Regions from separate parts of the Mus musculus genome. Here regions 1 and 3 are each linked to region 2. Evidence: chromatin loops called from intact Hi-C (ENCODE). Cell type or tissue: heart. All regions are shown on one strand.

Region 1 (5,000 bases), 430 kb after region 2:
TCTGCTTATACACACAGGGTAGCAAAAGTTTCTCAGACAAGAAAGGGTCATGAACAGAAAACATTCGAAGCCCTGCTCTGATGAAGGAAGGTGGACACGTATTTATTCGAAAGGATCACAATCCTGTTCTCCAGAGCTGTCAAAACGACAGCTGGTCTGGGCTCGAGCACTCCCTGACAGCCTTCCTCAGGCCTTCACAGATGATCAAGCATGCTTCCAGAAACTTCCCTCGCTCTGTCCCTCGTGTATTCAAGCCCGGGTGGACTCTGGAGCTTTTTCCAGCCTCCCACAGATCTCCCCTCTTACCTCTCATTCAAAGGCTGACAAACTAAAGCTCACAGGAACGAAATCTAGTCTGCGGCCGACCGCATGAACTCAGCTTCACTTTGAGTTTTTAAATGCTGGGTGGGCGGTACACACGTGGTCCGTGATGTTTAAAACAGTTTTACCTTTGGCCCAAAATATTCATTGACCCTCGTTTCTTACAGTGATGGCTTACTCTCATACAAATATTAGCCTATTTAATGCCATCTTGCCATCCTCAGCTGAGAGGAGGGATCTGGCTAACAGGTGGTTGGAGGAACACACAGCCTCGTGGAGACTTGGGATTGGCTCCAGTGCCATCGTGTAGGGGAAGCTAATGGCATCCTGGTTACTAGATAGGCTGCAGCTAAGTCCTGGAAGGCCTTGGCAACTTGGACTTTACAGTTGCAGGTCCAGTAGCAACTTGAGAAAGTAATCCACTGGAGGAGATTGTGGTGGCAGAGATGGCAATCCGGGCATACAGGAAAAGATGCCCTGGGGTAGCAGAAGCAGCCGCTGCTAAGTTTTGCCCTGAACCACCGTGAGTGGTGAGCTGTTGTTGCGGTGTATTGCAAAGCTGGAGTTCCAGACGACACCACTGCTCACTCACAGGGCGCTCATTTTGCCTGTAGTGGAAAGGCAGCGAGAGGAGTTGTGAGTCGGGCACGAGATCTAAGGGACTCAGAACTCCAGGGCCATGTGAGTTTGCTGCAGAGCAAGTGTGAGGGACAATGACAGCCCTGATTGGGGGAGGGGGCCTGGATGGATGCTGACTCTGCAGTTTCCTGTGGCTTCTGTGTCCCTACCTAATGTCATAGCTTCACCTGCCAACCTGACACAAACTTAGAGAGGCTGGGGGAAGGGAGCTTCAGTTGAGAAATCGCCTCCATCAGATTGGCCTGTGGGAGTGTTTGCAGGGCATTTTCTTGATTGCTAGTTGTTGGAGGAAGGCCCCGCCCACTGTGGGCGGCACCATCTCTAGGCAGGCAGTCCATCCAGGTCAGAAAGGTAGCTGAATGTGAGCCAGTGAGCAGCCAGTGGCAGCGCTCCTGCATGGCCTCCGCTTCAGCTCCAGCCTCAGGTTGACTTAGTCAGGGTGCTATCGCAGTAACAGAAAGTAACGTAGGAAATCTAGTAAGCACCAGCACTTCCACTGTTCTGGAAGATTCTACAGAAGTCGTTCCCTACCTGTGGCCGATAGACCAACCAGCAGTCTCCCTCCAGTCCTCAGGCCAATTCCTAGAACTAAATCCAAGCAGAACCTGTGTGAGCCTGTGTTAGAGCCTGCTACGGGGCTAATGTGTGAGCCTGAAGGATGGTGACACGGCCCAGCATTCACTGAAAGGAGGCAGAGATTGCCCCTGGAGTCATCGTTGAGGTTTTCCTCAAAAGCATGAAGCTTATGGCTAGACAGCAGCTTTGGATGCGCCCTCAGAATGCAGACACGCTTGCCACCTCTGTAACCTCTAAATGGAGACATGGAATGTGCTTTCCTGTGCATGTGTGTGCGTGCAGAATATGTATATATGGTACACGGGAAATAAATAGCTTAAGCTAGATACCAGAAAGATCCCTCGCTGCTCTGGGGTCTGGAAGCAAATGACAGGAAAGTGTGATTGGGAAAGTAAAATTGTTTAACCGGCTCAGAAATTAAAACAAAACAAAACAAAACAAACAAACAAACAAAAAAAAAAAACCAACTAAGGCGTTTCCAAGTGCGGGAAACATTCCAAACAGGATGTACAGGAGTGTGCGAGGTGCCTGGGGAAAGGAAGCATTTGGGAGAAATTGGAACTACATTTTACAATGATTTATTTATTTTGTTAATGGAGTACACTCAAGGTTTGTATGTATCTGAGGTGAGTGGAAACACAAGTCCATATAAACTGTAAGTAGAGTAGCTTTTAAATTTCCGTTTTTATTTACTGACGGAAAGGAAGTAATTTAAAGTTATTTAAAACACACACAACAAAGAAACACTAGACAATTTTCTGCTTCCTTCCTGTTGATCTCACTGCCAACAGTGCCCTCTAGTGGTGAACTGAGAAGACGTTGGTGGAGGAGGGAAAAAACATTACCGGAATTTTCATGAAAACGTAAACTTTTACAATTCCACTTGGTAACTGAATGCTATATTTGGCAAGAAAAAAAATGAATCTTTGCAGAGGTTCACAGCAGATAGCTTAAGACGTGGGCGTTTCAACGTCAGCTTTCCTTAGTGGCTCTCCTGAGTGCATGCCCATCTGTGCGTGTAAATGCCCTCGAGGCTGCCTTTGGGGCGAGTCTGGGCCACAGCTTCTATTGTGTACCTTAAAACGAACAGAATCCACTTTTATGAGGGATACAATCGTTCTCCCCGAACTTGTGCTTCAACCTTAATCACTTCCAAGAACAACACAGTGTTCTTGCAGGATCTCACCTGGCCCCAACTCATCGAACAAACCAAGCCCCATTTTCTTAGAATGATTCAGACGCTCCCCTCCCCCGACCCCCACCCCCGCAAAAAGCAGTCATCACAACAGGCTACAGCCCGGGTTACAGAATGAAGTCGCGCTAACCCTGGCTCTGCCTAGAGCTTCTAGAGCAGCTACTTCTGAAATAAAGATGGGAGGTGGCTTCCCGGGCGCCACTCTAACGCCAGGCAACCGCTGGGCCATGAGCTCTGAGGCTTCAGCTCTGAACATGGTTCTCTGCCCTAAGCCCCTGGTCCAAAGATCCAAAGCACAGTACTTGTCTGTTTTAGGAGATGTTGGTACATACAGGCTGTTTTATGAGCATTCTGACATTCCGACTGTACCCCCTTTGATGTCTTCAATAGCACCCTTTGTCATAAGTGCCCAAAACGTGTCACTCACTGGCTGTCATGTTGGACAGAATTGGACACTCTTTCACTACAGGGGGACATCCTTGGTCTAGAATCATCTTCAAGCCCTGGCCCTAAAGAAACTCCTGAAAATTGTACTTTATAGGAGCAAAAGTTATTAAGCAACACACCGTCTAGCAATCAAAGAGAATGTCCTTAGTGCTTGGACAGACAGGTTCCACTCACATTCTAGACCGATACCCTAAGAAGAACGCATTCTTTATGAGGCATTTTTGCCAAAACACATAAACTGAATCTAACCATGAGGAAACTTCTGACACGAAGTGAAAGAGAGTCTGCAAAATAATTGGCTTGTCCTTTCCAAAATGCCAAGGTCATCAAAGAGAAAGGAAGGCTAGAGTTGAACCACAGGAGGGGAGACTCGAGAGACATGACAGTTAAATGAATCACAAGATCCTAAGTTAGGTCTAAACCACGGAAGGCATTAGCTACAGCCCAAAGTCCTGATTAGAGGGACACAAGAATCATGTTTCTTGTTTGCTCACCATGGTGTGACCAGATCAGAAAAGGTCTAGGGCTGAAAAGATGGTTCCGCCATTAAGACTGGTCGCTGCTCTTCCAGGGGACCTGAGTTTGGTTCCTGGCACCAACTTTGTGTGGCTCACAACTGCCTGTAACTCCTAATCCAGAGAATCCCATGCCTTCTGACTCCAGGTGGTTCTCTCTCTCTCTCTCCCTCTCTCTCTCCCTCTCTCTCTCTCTCTCTCTCTCTCTCTGTGTGTGTGTGTGTGTGCCTGTCTGTCTCTCTGTCGCTGTCTGTCTGTCTCTGTCGGTCTGTCTGTCTGTCTGTCTCTCGCTCTGTCTCTGTGTGTGTGTGTGTGTGTGTGTATGTATGTGTGTGCCTGTCTGTCTCTCTGTCGCTGTCTGTCTCTGTCAGTCTGTCTGTCTGTCTCTTTCTCTCTGTCTGTCTGTCTCTCTCTCTCTCTCTCTGTCTCTCTGTGTGTGTGTGTGTTTGTGTGTGTGTGTGTGTTTGTGTGTGTGTGTGTGTGTATGTGTGCGTGTGCCTGTCTGTCTCTCTGTTGCTGTCTGTGTGTGTCTGTCTCTGTCGGCCTGTCTGTCTCTCTCTCTTTACACACACACACACATATTTTCTTGAACCATCCTTAACCGTATATTCCAGTCTCAGAGTGAGCCAGGAAATGTGAGCAGAGCCAGATCCTGATGTTTGTTGCCCTAGGTCTCCCAGAAGGGAATCCGATTTTCCAAATAAAATAAACTGTTTTTTCCATCTGTTTCTAATCTGCCTTTGAAAATGTTGCGGTGATGGATTTTCAAAGAGACGGCGTCCAGGCTCCTTCTCAGCCTTGACATGTGTGTAGATGAGGTCGGGGACATGGCACCCACATGCCACCGTCCTGAATTGTCTCCAGAGTTCTATCTGCTCTCACATCTTGACACTCCTCTCTCCAAACAGTCATGCATATTTATTGGCATTAAACAGAATCTCCTCTTCAACAAAATGAATTGTGAATATTGTATGCTCCCAGACAGACTGGAAAATATGACAGAGACTTCCACCAAACACCCTGATGATATGGCAGAAATGGGAAATAGCCATATTATTTCCTTAATACCAGGACTACTCTCAAAATGTAAGAATCAAAAACCAGAATCCATTTCCAAATATGCCTCCCCCAGAAGAAGGCAAGCTGCCAGAAGAAATGCAGACCAGACTTTTGCTATCGTATAGCATGGTGTCCAAAAATATTCTTAAAAATAGGTAGTCTGCTTCATAAACAGTGGTGGGCCTGTGTTCTGAACCACGCACGGCTGTGTATGTGCTTGTGTGGTTGTATGTTTAAAAATATTTTTT
Region 2 (5,000 bases):
GATTTTCAACAATCTTCTATAAATGTATGTGATGCAGACTTAATAGCCCTCAGGTACATTAATAACCCAAATTTCTCCTACTTTCTTTTATGAAAAAGATAACATACACAGTATCAAACTTCCTGAAAGACTTTAGAAGTCAGCACATGACAATGAGCACACCATCACAAGGGATGCTGAGACTGATAGAGCCAGATATTGTGTCAGAAGAAGGGCACTGCAAAGAAGCAATGGAGTGGAAACTTCATCTAGACGGTTTCCACATATAAAATGTCCAAGTATCCTAAAACTATTGGTCACTCTTTTCCCATGACATGAGAAGGCTCCATCACAAATTTCCCAAGGCTGCTCACACAGGAGCAAGGTATTTAAATTAAACACAGAAAGATGTCTCACTAAAAACCACTTGCATGTGATTACACACACGAGGCCCATAATAGAGGAAGGCACGTAAGGCAGGTGAAGGTCCCAAAGCACATGCCCAGGGTTTCTCGACATTGCTGAGTAAGAATGCTTCAAGAAGTCGGAAACCTTTTGAACGCAGGCTTGCGGCTGCTGCTGAAGTGAAGTACTCTGTACTTACTGAAGTTTTCCCAGATCTGACCTCTCATTCCCACTGGGTAGGCACCTGCAGGCTGTCTTTTAGTTTACAACACCTCTGACCATCCTTCCTGGCAACAACAAGGTTCTAAATTGCATTACCTGTACATAACTATAGCTGCTGTTGCCTCTGCAATGTATCTGACACTGCCGCTCTCTCATCCTGGCACCTTACAGATCACTTCTGTAGCACTGAACCTTAATACAGACACTCGTAGGAGCTGGAGACATGGCTCCATGGTTAAGGGTACTTGCTGCTCTTCAGAGAATCCTTTGGTTCCCAGCACCCATGCGCTGTGTCTCACACTGCCTCTAACTCCAGTAGCAGAAGACTGGCGCCCCTTCTGGCGGCACTGGAAACTGCAGTCTCTCTCTTTAGGTTACAAAAGGGCACTGAAATACTGTATTTCTACAAAACACTATTAAAATACTGAAAACACACTTAGGAAGTTACTATGTCTTAGGTATCAGAGGAGTGGCTAATGGTCCAGTAACATAGTAAGTATGTCCTGGCATCTGGGATGACCACCTTTTTGTGGTATTATGGGTTGTATTTTATAATACACAGCTGATCCTGATAACCACCCATGCTTCATGAGGAGGAAATGCATTCTTGAGGTTTTGTTCCAGGCTCAACTCCAGAGCTACTTACCTACTGGAACTGAATTTTAGAGAAAATTCAAATTCAGAATCACCACTAGCTTTTAAAAGAAATATTTCTCACTCAAATGATGCTTTTCTATTGCAAGCAGCTACCATGGGAGTTTCTGTTTCTCAATGACAGCCTGGAATTTTGCGATGGGGTCAGTACTGTTCCATGAGAGTTGCAGTCTGCACAGACAATCTGTGTGTGAAAAACACCCAATGCTGTATCTTACCTAGACAGGTAAATTTTAAAAGCCAGTTCCTGAACCCTGCTAGAGCTTTCTTAAAACAGAAATAAAGTGTAAGCATGTGGGCCCTGAGTCCCCCTCTAGGACTGTGAAATGGAAACAATGTGGATATATATTTCCACAGAAATGTCTTAGACCCCATGGCTTTTAATCAAAGATGTTTTTCTCATCTTTTGAATAAGACAATCTTTTAATCACAGGGAAAAACTAAGAATGATTTTAACATTAAGTATAAACCACCCATACCACTGACCTTCATTCTCACAAAAGGATGAGCCATTCACACATTCTATAGGATAATCTGTAACCCACAGGCAATGCTGCCCTTTACTTTGTTGCTACTTGAATTTATTTTCATCTCTGTTTTCAGCAGTCTGGGCCTCCTTGTAAGTTACTAACACCGCTCATTTAAAAAGTGAGCCACAAGAAATTAGACATTGAAAGACTGATGTGAGCCCACAACTGCCAGACAACCAGGCTGCATTAATGGCACACCAACCAAGCTGAGGATGCCGCCCGGTACCTGCCAGACAGCTGGGGCAGACAGGCTGCAGCTAGAGTATGAATCAGACAGTGTAGCTCTCTAGTCAACAGGTAAAACAAACAAACCAACAAACATGTTAAGTTATTGAGGTTTAAGGATTTATCACTAAACAGGAGTGCCAGCTGAATACTACCTGGGGTCTGGAGTTAAGGCTGACTATGCATGCAGGGCATGTGTGGTAGTAACAAGAGATACAGCCGGTAAACATGTAGCCAGAGACATTCACGGATGTGGAATGTGTGCCTGACACAGTCTGAAGTGAGGGGACATTAAGCAGAGGTGACCTGAGCTTTTTTGTTACTTTGGGGCTTATGGTTTTAGCCACCAGAGGTCACTCTTCCCTATTAGAAAGATGCAAGACAACACTGGCAAGGCTCTCCCAGCCGCTGGTTAGAGGAATGAAAGATGTGAGGGTAGATCTCCCCACCCCTTACCGCAGGCAGCAGAGAGCAGAAGACAGGAACCAGCACCAGAGACTAACAGACTTAAGTCCATCACTGAGGGCAGAGGAGAGGCTGTGGAATACTTTCCTGGCAATAGAGATCTGTGGAATAGCTGCCAAGCTAGTAAGATGTAAGGCAGAGTTGGAAGGGCTATCCAGAGTTCTTACTGTATAAATATGGCCACTCCCAGGCATTCCTCAGCTAAAGACTGCAGTGATGTTTAATATTGCTTCATAGAAGTGTAAAGTAGCCAGGGCTGCTTCAGGGCTCCACATATATGAAACCAAATAGAAGGAAGAGCCTGCACTGGTGGGCACTGGTGGGCACTGGTGGGCACTGGTGGGCACTGGTGGTGTGATTCAGAGCACAGGAGTGTGGGATGTAAGCTGAGACAATTCACATTTCTGAAAGCAGCCTGAGTTGAATAGCTAAACCCCATCTCAAAACCAAACCAAAGCAAAACAAAAGCCAGCTTAGTCTATCACTGCGCCTTCAGCCAAATATCCCACCCATCTTACGAAGGGTGAGACAAGTCTACTGCACTGTTTCAGGGGAGGCCTAGATCTGGCTGCAAGCAGGAAGCTCAAGGACGATCTACAGTGCTTCTCGATGACAAGGAACAATTCAGGAAAGACGCCTTGGTTAGCAAGGGGTTTAACCCTGACAACAGTTCCTTGTTTCACCACAAAAACATAAAGAAGGAGTGTGATAGAGAGCGAGCCGTTTCTTCATGAAGCCCTGTTTGGAGTATTGTATCCGGGACATTGACAAGGGTATTGCACATCAGTGTAACCTTGGATTCCTAAAACAACTTCCTCTACTGCAAAAGTAAAGTATGTTCACTGAAAACATCCAGAAAGTAGGAGAGGCTTTGAGGAAATAAAATCATTGCTGACTTGGGGAATGGAGCAGAGTGCAGCACGAACACTTTAAACACACAATTCCCATTGACAGTTCTGCCTCATAATTTATCTCCATCTCTCCTCAGATAACACAGCTGACAGTGTCACCAAGAACTGTGTGCTGCAGGCTGTGCCTCCTGTGTGCCCTTCCCTCACGTTTCCTGAAGTATCTTCCTCTTGGGATGACCCCACAGCATCAATGTTCTGGCCTCTCCTCTGTGCTCTCCTGTCCTGACTGCTCATCCCTCCTCCTATGCCTTCTCCCATCTGTCTGGTCCTCCCCAGCCTCCACTTGAGGATGCTCCCTCAAGGGTTAAGCATGTCTACAGAATCGCCAGGTCTACTTGCCTCTGTCCTTCCTTCTGGTGGCTTCCACTACTAGGGATGTGGTCGCTGATAGGGATGTGGCTGATAAACCTTAATTGATGTACAATAGGTCCTTGATAAAAGTTAGATTTATACTAATGATTAATGGCTTATAAATCTGATTTCCAGGAAGTTCTCTGCTCCAAGGCCGTCAGAACCCTCAGCAGCAGCCTCTTATCTGTGAAGGTCTGAACTCCTAACTGGCAAGTTAGTCATTTAAGTGGGCTTAAGCTGTGAATCCTAAAAACATAACCGATGTTTGTTCGTGTCCCAGGATCCTCCTCGGGGGCCTGCAGCCCTTCAGTCTTTCTTGCTTAAAGTGTAGCGCAGTGAATTGTCCGCATTATCTAGTTTGTTCCTCAGGTTCACTAACATTTCATTTAATCAGCATAAGTTGATTGTGTAACAATTACCACAATCAGTTTGGGACTGTCCTCATTCCCTGGTCCCCAAAGCCTCAAACCTATGAGTGCCCTCTTGCCACTTGCCATGACAGCCCTAGACGAGGCTTTGCGAAGATGAAAATAGCCATAACCTGCTGAATTTGGGGGCAGTGGGGTGAAGCAGGGGCTGAAACATTTTAAAACATACAACTTGATTCATGGCTCAACCTCTTTATGTTGTAATTTATCTCCGTCTTAGCAATAATGGCTCACAGTGCTGCACTGCCTCCTGTGTCATAAGGGCCATCCGGATGGAAACGGATCTAGCAGCATGTGCTTTCCGTGACCAGCTTCTGTGACTTAGCACAACACTTGCCATGTTCATCTGTGCTACGACACATAGAAAACCTGTTGCCATTCACCACTAAGTGTTCCACGCTGGCACTGTGTGGCTGTCAGGAGCACCTCTGTGCAGTTTTACATGGGACTGTGTGCTGCACTTGGACACACAGTCAGGAGCACCGCAGGGCCTTACACTCCCACACTGAGGAACTGTCAGACTGGTTTTCAAAGTGGCTGAGTCACTTCTATGTGGGTATCAGTGGTGATGATGGTTTTCATTAGTTTATCGTTGTATCATAGTGTCTGCTCTTGTTTTTTGTTTGTTTGTTTGTTTTTTGTTTTTCAAGACAGGGTTTCTCTGTGTAGTCCTGGCTGTCCTGGAACTCACTCTGTAGACCAGGCTGGCCTAGAACTCAGAAATCCACCTGCCTCTGCCTCCCAAGTGCTGGGATTAAAGGTGTGGGCCACCACTGCCTTGCTTGCTTTTTTTTTTTTTTAATTATAGGTAGTTTCTTCTGGTTTTGTTT
Region 3 (5,000 bases), 130 kb after region 2:
TTCTGGGTACCAAAGAAATACTTGTTGGATTAATTGGTTAATAAAGCTGGGAAACTGGCAAATTGTTTGTGAACAACAGAAAGATACAAAATGTTAGGGGAACATCTCCAGAGGCTGTGGGTTCTTAGACAGGCATGTGGTAGGGTGTTAATCATGTTTTCATTGTTTCTTTGTTATTGGGGGTTCATGGGATGTTTGATTGACAGAGCAGCTTCTGGAAGGTTTGGAGCCTGGCTAGGCTCCATGGATCTGGGAGGAGAAAATGTGATTTCCCCCCGAGGTCAGCTGACCACTCAAATAAGACTGTGGAGGAAGCAGCAGGAATTCCAGATGAGGTCATGATGTTGATGCTTCCAAGGCACAGTGGAGAAGAACTCTGAAAGTGGTTCTCAGTGACTCTCGTGAACAGTGGTGGTTAGAACAGGTTTGGCCCCCACTGACTGACTCACGTGATTGAAAGCCCATAGGGAGTGGCACTCAGGAGGTGTGGCCTTGATGGAAGAAGTATGTCACTGTGTAGGTGACACACGTTGAAATCTCCTATGCTCAGACCCCATCCAGTGCAGAAGACAGTCTCCTTCTGGCTGCCTGCTGCTCAAGATGTAGAACTCTCAGCTCCTATTCCTGCACCGTGTCTGCCTGTACACTGCCAAGCTTCCTGCCATGATGATAATGGAGTGAACCTCTAAAACTGTAAGCTAGCCCCAATTGAATCGTTTCCTTTATAAGAGTTAGCTTATCATGGTGTCTCTTCAGAGCAATGAAAACCCTAACTAAGACAAACACCAATACCTGCAAAACCACACTGGAAGTAAATACAAATGAATTCCCCTGCACTTGCATACACACAATCTGAGGTAATGTGGCAAGCCTCGGTGGGTACATCACTATAAGACAGCTTATCCTGTATGTGCACCAAATCAATAATTAATAATTGAATCTCAACAGGAGGGAGGGTGTAACATTCTACCCAGCGGGAAGATATACCTCGAAAGAAAGCCACAGGCATACACCAGCCAGCCTACAACAGGATGGAGACAACAGACATGTTTGGTGTTGAACTTGCCACGGAGCAAAATTAGTGGCTCTTCCGCTATGTGCCCAAAGAGCCCTCGGCTCAAGCGTCTGCAGCAACGGGTTCTCAGCTGGGCATCTGCTGGAGCCTGCCAGCTGAACGGGTGTGACCTACTCGCTGGATGAAAACGGATTGAAAAACTGGATACCCAGCAGGGTGCACCTTGGTAAAACTGAAACAAGAAAGTGTGTGGTTGTCTGTTTTCATAGTCACTAAAATGTCTGTATGAGAACCAGGAATGCCTGCAAGAACCCATGACAGCCATCACCTCTGAGAAAAGGCATGATGACAGGGACCCAGTGTAACAGGGAGTGCTCACTGCTTTAATTTAGAAATATTGAGCCAGGGTTGTGGCATGTGCCTATGAGCTGAGCTTGGGAGGCTGAGGCAGGTGGATTGCTGTGAGTCTGAGGCCATGACAAGTTCAAGGTCAGCCAGAGTTACATGGTAAGAGCCTTATCTCAGAAACAAGCAAAGTAAAACAAAAACAAGACAAGGCTGGTGAGGTGGCTTTGTGGGTGAAGGTTCTTGCTCTCAAAGCTTGACGCTCCGTTCTAATCCCATGATCTCCACTTACATGCCGTGGCACGCATGCCCTCCTCCCGGAGCTAAGGACATGATAAATGCAAAACTTTGAAGAAGACAAACAAAAAGAAACTGCACTATGCAATGATATTGACTAAAATAAACAACCAAAGGCAAACGGGAAAGTAAAAACTTCTAGAAAACCTTCAGGAAGGGTAACAGGGAAGGGGCCCCTCCAGCCATATTATGACACCGAGCACAAGTCTTGATTAAACCACTTACACTGACATCTCCTGTCACCCACCAGTGTAGGCAGAACATCTAGCATTATCTATATCATACTGATGGATAGATACCTAAGGCTTACTGAACAATCCCGCTGGGACAGCTTCCCTCCCCTGTCCTCTCACCTCCCCATGCTCTACAATGTTTTCAACAAGAGACAACATGGTTGTCAGTTGTGGCTGAAATTTTAATTTAGTCATGCAGATTAAAAATATTCTTATTTACATGCATGAGAGTATGTATGTCTTCCTGTGTGTATGTGCGGCATGAATGGCAGGTAGCTGAGGAGGCCAGTAGAGGGCGCTGAATCCCCTGAGGCTGGAGTTACCATGATCATGAGCAGCCACACAGTCGCAGGGACCTGAGCCAGGGTTCAAGTCAGTGTAACCTCAGAGTGGTCTCTCCACTTCTATACTTGATTGTTTTTAAACTGCTGAAAATCAAGAGGGAATGTTTCTATTTTTGTAAAATGTACCCAAGTACTTTCTAACCAAAGTGCTTTGAGGCTGGGTCAGCGGAAGAACCTTGTCTGGCAGGTGGGGCAGCACATGGCCTCAGTTGACTTATTATCTTTTCATGAGAGTCAGATGCCAGAATGTTTTACTTGCTTCCAGGGTGACCATAGTGGGCAGTCGGCTGAGTACAAGAAAACCCGTCGACTCTGAGGGAAGAGGTGACAGGAAGCCGCCTTTGCCACTGGAGTGGGAAGGTGGGAAGTCAGATTTGATTCTCTTGTCTCCAATCTGAACACTGTAGATGTGATGTCTTATGAAGAACTCTAACTTCTCATGATAGTGGATATTTTTCACATCAAGAATTTAATTTGCTGATCTGGGATTTTTTTTTTTTCTTCTTCCCAGAAATAACTCCTTCAGGGAGATAACTGGCTGGAAAGCAGGACCCCAGCAGGCGTTAGGACCAGGCACTGCACAGGCTGGTGTTTTATCTTTTTGTGTGCTCATGCATCTGGTGTGTGCACGTGTGTGTATGCATGGTGCACTTTTCTTTTCTCAGTGGCTCTTGCTGACCCCGTAGCTTACTGTTTCTGTTTCGGCTCGTCTAGGTAGGCAGCTTCCCCAAGGTTCTCTGTCTTTGCCTCCTGGCTGCTGGGACCACAGGCTGCTCTGTTTGCCAAGCTTTTAGGATTCTGGGTATCCAAACTCAGGCCCCCACACTGACTGTGAAGCACTCTCTCCATCATCTCCTCGGCCCAATGGTGTCTAATATTTTGAGGTAAAGACCGGGAGATGCTACAGTTTCATCAAACAAATTGTGAAAATGACCTTACTTCTTTCCAGATTATTTTTTTAAAAAAGGCTTACTTATTTATTTTATGTGAGTACACTGTTGCTCTCTTCAGACACACCAGAAGAAAGCATCTGATCCCATGACAGATGGTTGCAAGTCACCACGTGGTTGCTGGGAATTGAACTCAGGACCTCTAGAAGAACAGTCAGTGCTCTTAACCACTGAGCCATCTCTCCAGCCCACTTTCCAGATTCTTGAAGTTAAGGGCCCGTTGCAGATTGAGATATTTAAACAGAATTCTTCCGAGTGAAAGAGAGCCAGACCAGGCAATTTAGGGAAAACATCTTCAAATCATGGTCATTTTATTTTGCTTTTTCTTTATGATTAAAACTTGCTGACGTGTCTTGATATCAGTTCAGTGGCGTCTTGTCCATTGCCACATGGCCAGATCTTGAAAGTCAGCTGACATGTGGCCCATCCGTGTGGTTGTGAGCATGTGCCAGCCGACTGCTGTGGCAGCATGGGTGACTTCAAGGTGCTCCAGGGGCAATTTGTTTCTTTGCCTGCCCTGCCCCCTGCACTGGCTTTCCCAGCTCTGTCCTCTGGGGTCTCCTCTTCTCCTTACTCAGCACCAATCTGTTAATTATGTGTCTGGAACTCAATAACCCTGCAAGATAAATGCAGTCCATCTGATTAACTCCAGGCTCCAGGCAAGGGAAGCAGATGCAGACATGCAGGCTGCATTCACTGCTCGTCTTATAAAGTCTGAAGTTGGCCACACGGAGTTCAGGCTCTGCCCACAGTGTTGCCTGTTCTTTCTCTTCTTCCTCTTCTTCCTCTCCTTCTTCCTCCTCTCCCCGCCCCCACACTACACATGGGATCCCAGGACACACTGGCTGCTGCTCACCAGCCCCAGAGTCTGTCTAGTTTGTAACATGGGGTGTAATTTTTATGCCATACTATATGGGTCAGTTCCCCTGATATCACACTCACAGTTTGCGACATGTGGGGGATCCTTCTAAAGCTCAGATCCAAGCATGGCTGGAAAATCAAAGCCTGCCCCCCCCATTACCCTGTGGCTGTTTGTTCACAGAGATATTCCAAGAGAACACGGTTGCTCTCAGCAGCAATCCATCCTTAGTCCCCATTGAACTGTGGACGAGATTAAAGCTGGGGTGGCCTTCTGGTCACTCCTGTTAAATTTCACATACAAAGAGTTCTGCTAAGTTTTTTTCTCCTATGAGAAGTTAAACCTTTTCTGTATTTGGTAGATCATGTTACCCCATTTTTGTTTTTTGAGACAAAGGCCTCACTATGTAGTCATGGCTGGCCTGGAACTTGCAGAGATCCTCTTGCCTCTGCTTCCTGAGTGTTGAGTAAAGGCATGAGCCACAGGCCCAGCTCAAGATTTGCCTCATTTAAAAAGTCTCTCTGTCTGCCTGTCTGTCTGTCTGTCTGTCTGTCTGTCTGTCTGTCTGTCTGTCTCTCTCTCTCTCTCTCTCTCTCTGTGTGCTCACTCACCTGAGTGCAGCTGCCCTTAGAGACCAGAGGTCTTGGATCTCCTGGATTGGGAGTTAGAGGCTACCTGACCTGGGTACTGGGGGTAGAACCTGGGTCCTCTGGAAGAACATGACACAGTCTTAACCGCTGAGCCAATCACCTAACGTCTTTATAATCAAATATTAAATATGTTGGTACACAAATACTAAAGACAAGTAATGGCTTTCACTGTTGGCTCCTTAAAAGCACCACAACACCATGACAATGAAACCGCTTTCACCCAGCCCCAGCCATACCTTAAATTAGAGCCATCAATTCATCACGCACATTTACATACATTACCTTAAGGAGTGAATTTCACCCACTC

The links. Hi-C counts contacts between places; a loop is a spot of excess contacts. Peaks named below come from ENCODE experiments on the same cell type or tissue, not always from the same donor. Only the 100,000 strongest peaks of a DNase experiment are listed, where the experiment ranks them.
Region 1: it touches region 2 in a loop (9-fold over the local background); 23 of 42 quality-filtered maps call a loop at or near these places.
Region 3: it touches region 2 in a loop (2.8-fold over the local background); 10 of 42 quality-filtered maps call a loop at or near these places.

What each region holds. Positions count from the first base shown.
Region 1 is chr6:145,357,578-145,362,577 of GRCm38, reverse strand. No RefSeq gene overlaps it. Among named protein-coding and RNA genes, the nearest start is that of Gm38926, 12 kb to the right of the region's middle. In heart, a CTCF peak has its summit at 2,342 (motif pointing left); no DNase peak of the experiment used is centred here; H3K27ac peaks cover 1,042 bases; H3K27me3 peaks cover 960 bases.
Region 2 is chr6:145,790,829-145,795,828 of GRCm38, reverse strand. The region is part of intron 1 of Rassf8 (Ras association (RalGDS/AF-6) domain family (N-terminal) member 8); the gene reads right to left. Among named protein-coding and RNA genes, the nearest start is that of Gm15704, 45 kb to the right of the region's middle. In heart, CTCF peaks have their summits at 954 and 2,351 (motif pointing right); a DNase peak (open chromatin) is centred at 2,428; H3K27ac peaks cover 1,116 bases.
Region 3 is chr6:145,663,152-145,668,151 of GRCm38, reverse strand. No RefSeq gene overlaps it. Among named protein-coding and RNA genes, the nearest start is that of Tuba3b, 50 kb to the right of the region's middle. In heart, a CTCF peak has its summit at 2,186 (motif pointing right); no DNase peak of the experiment used is centred here; H3K27ac peaks cover 417 bases.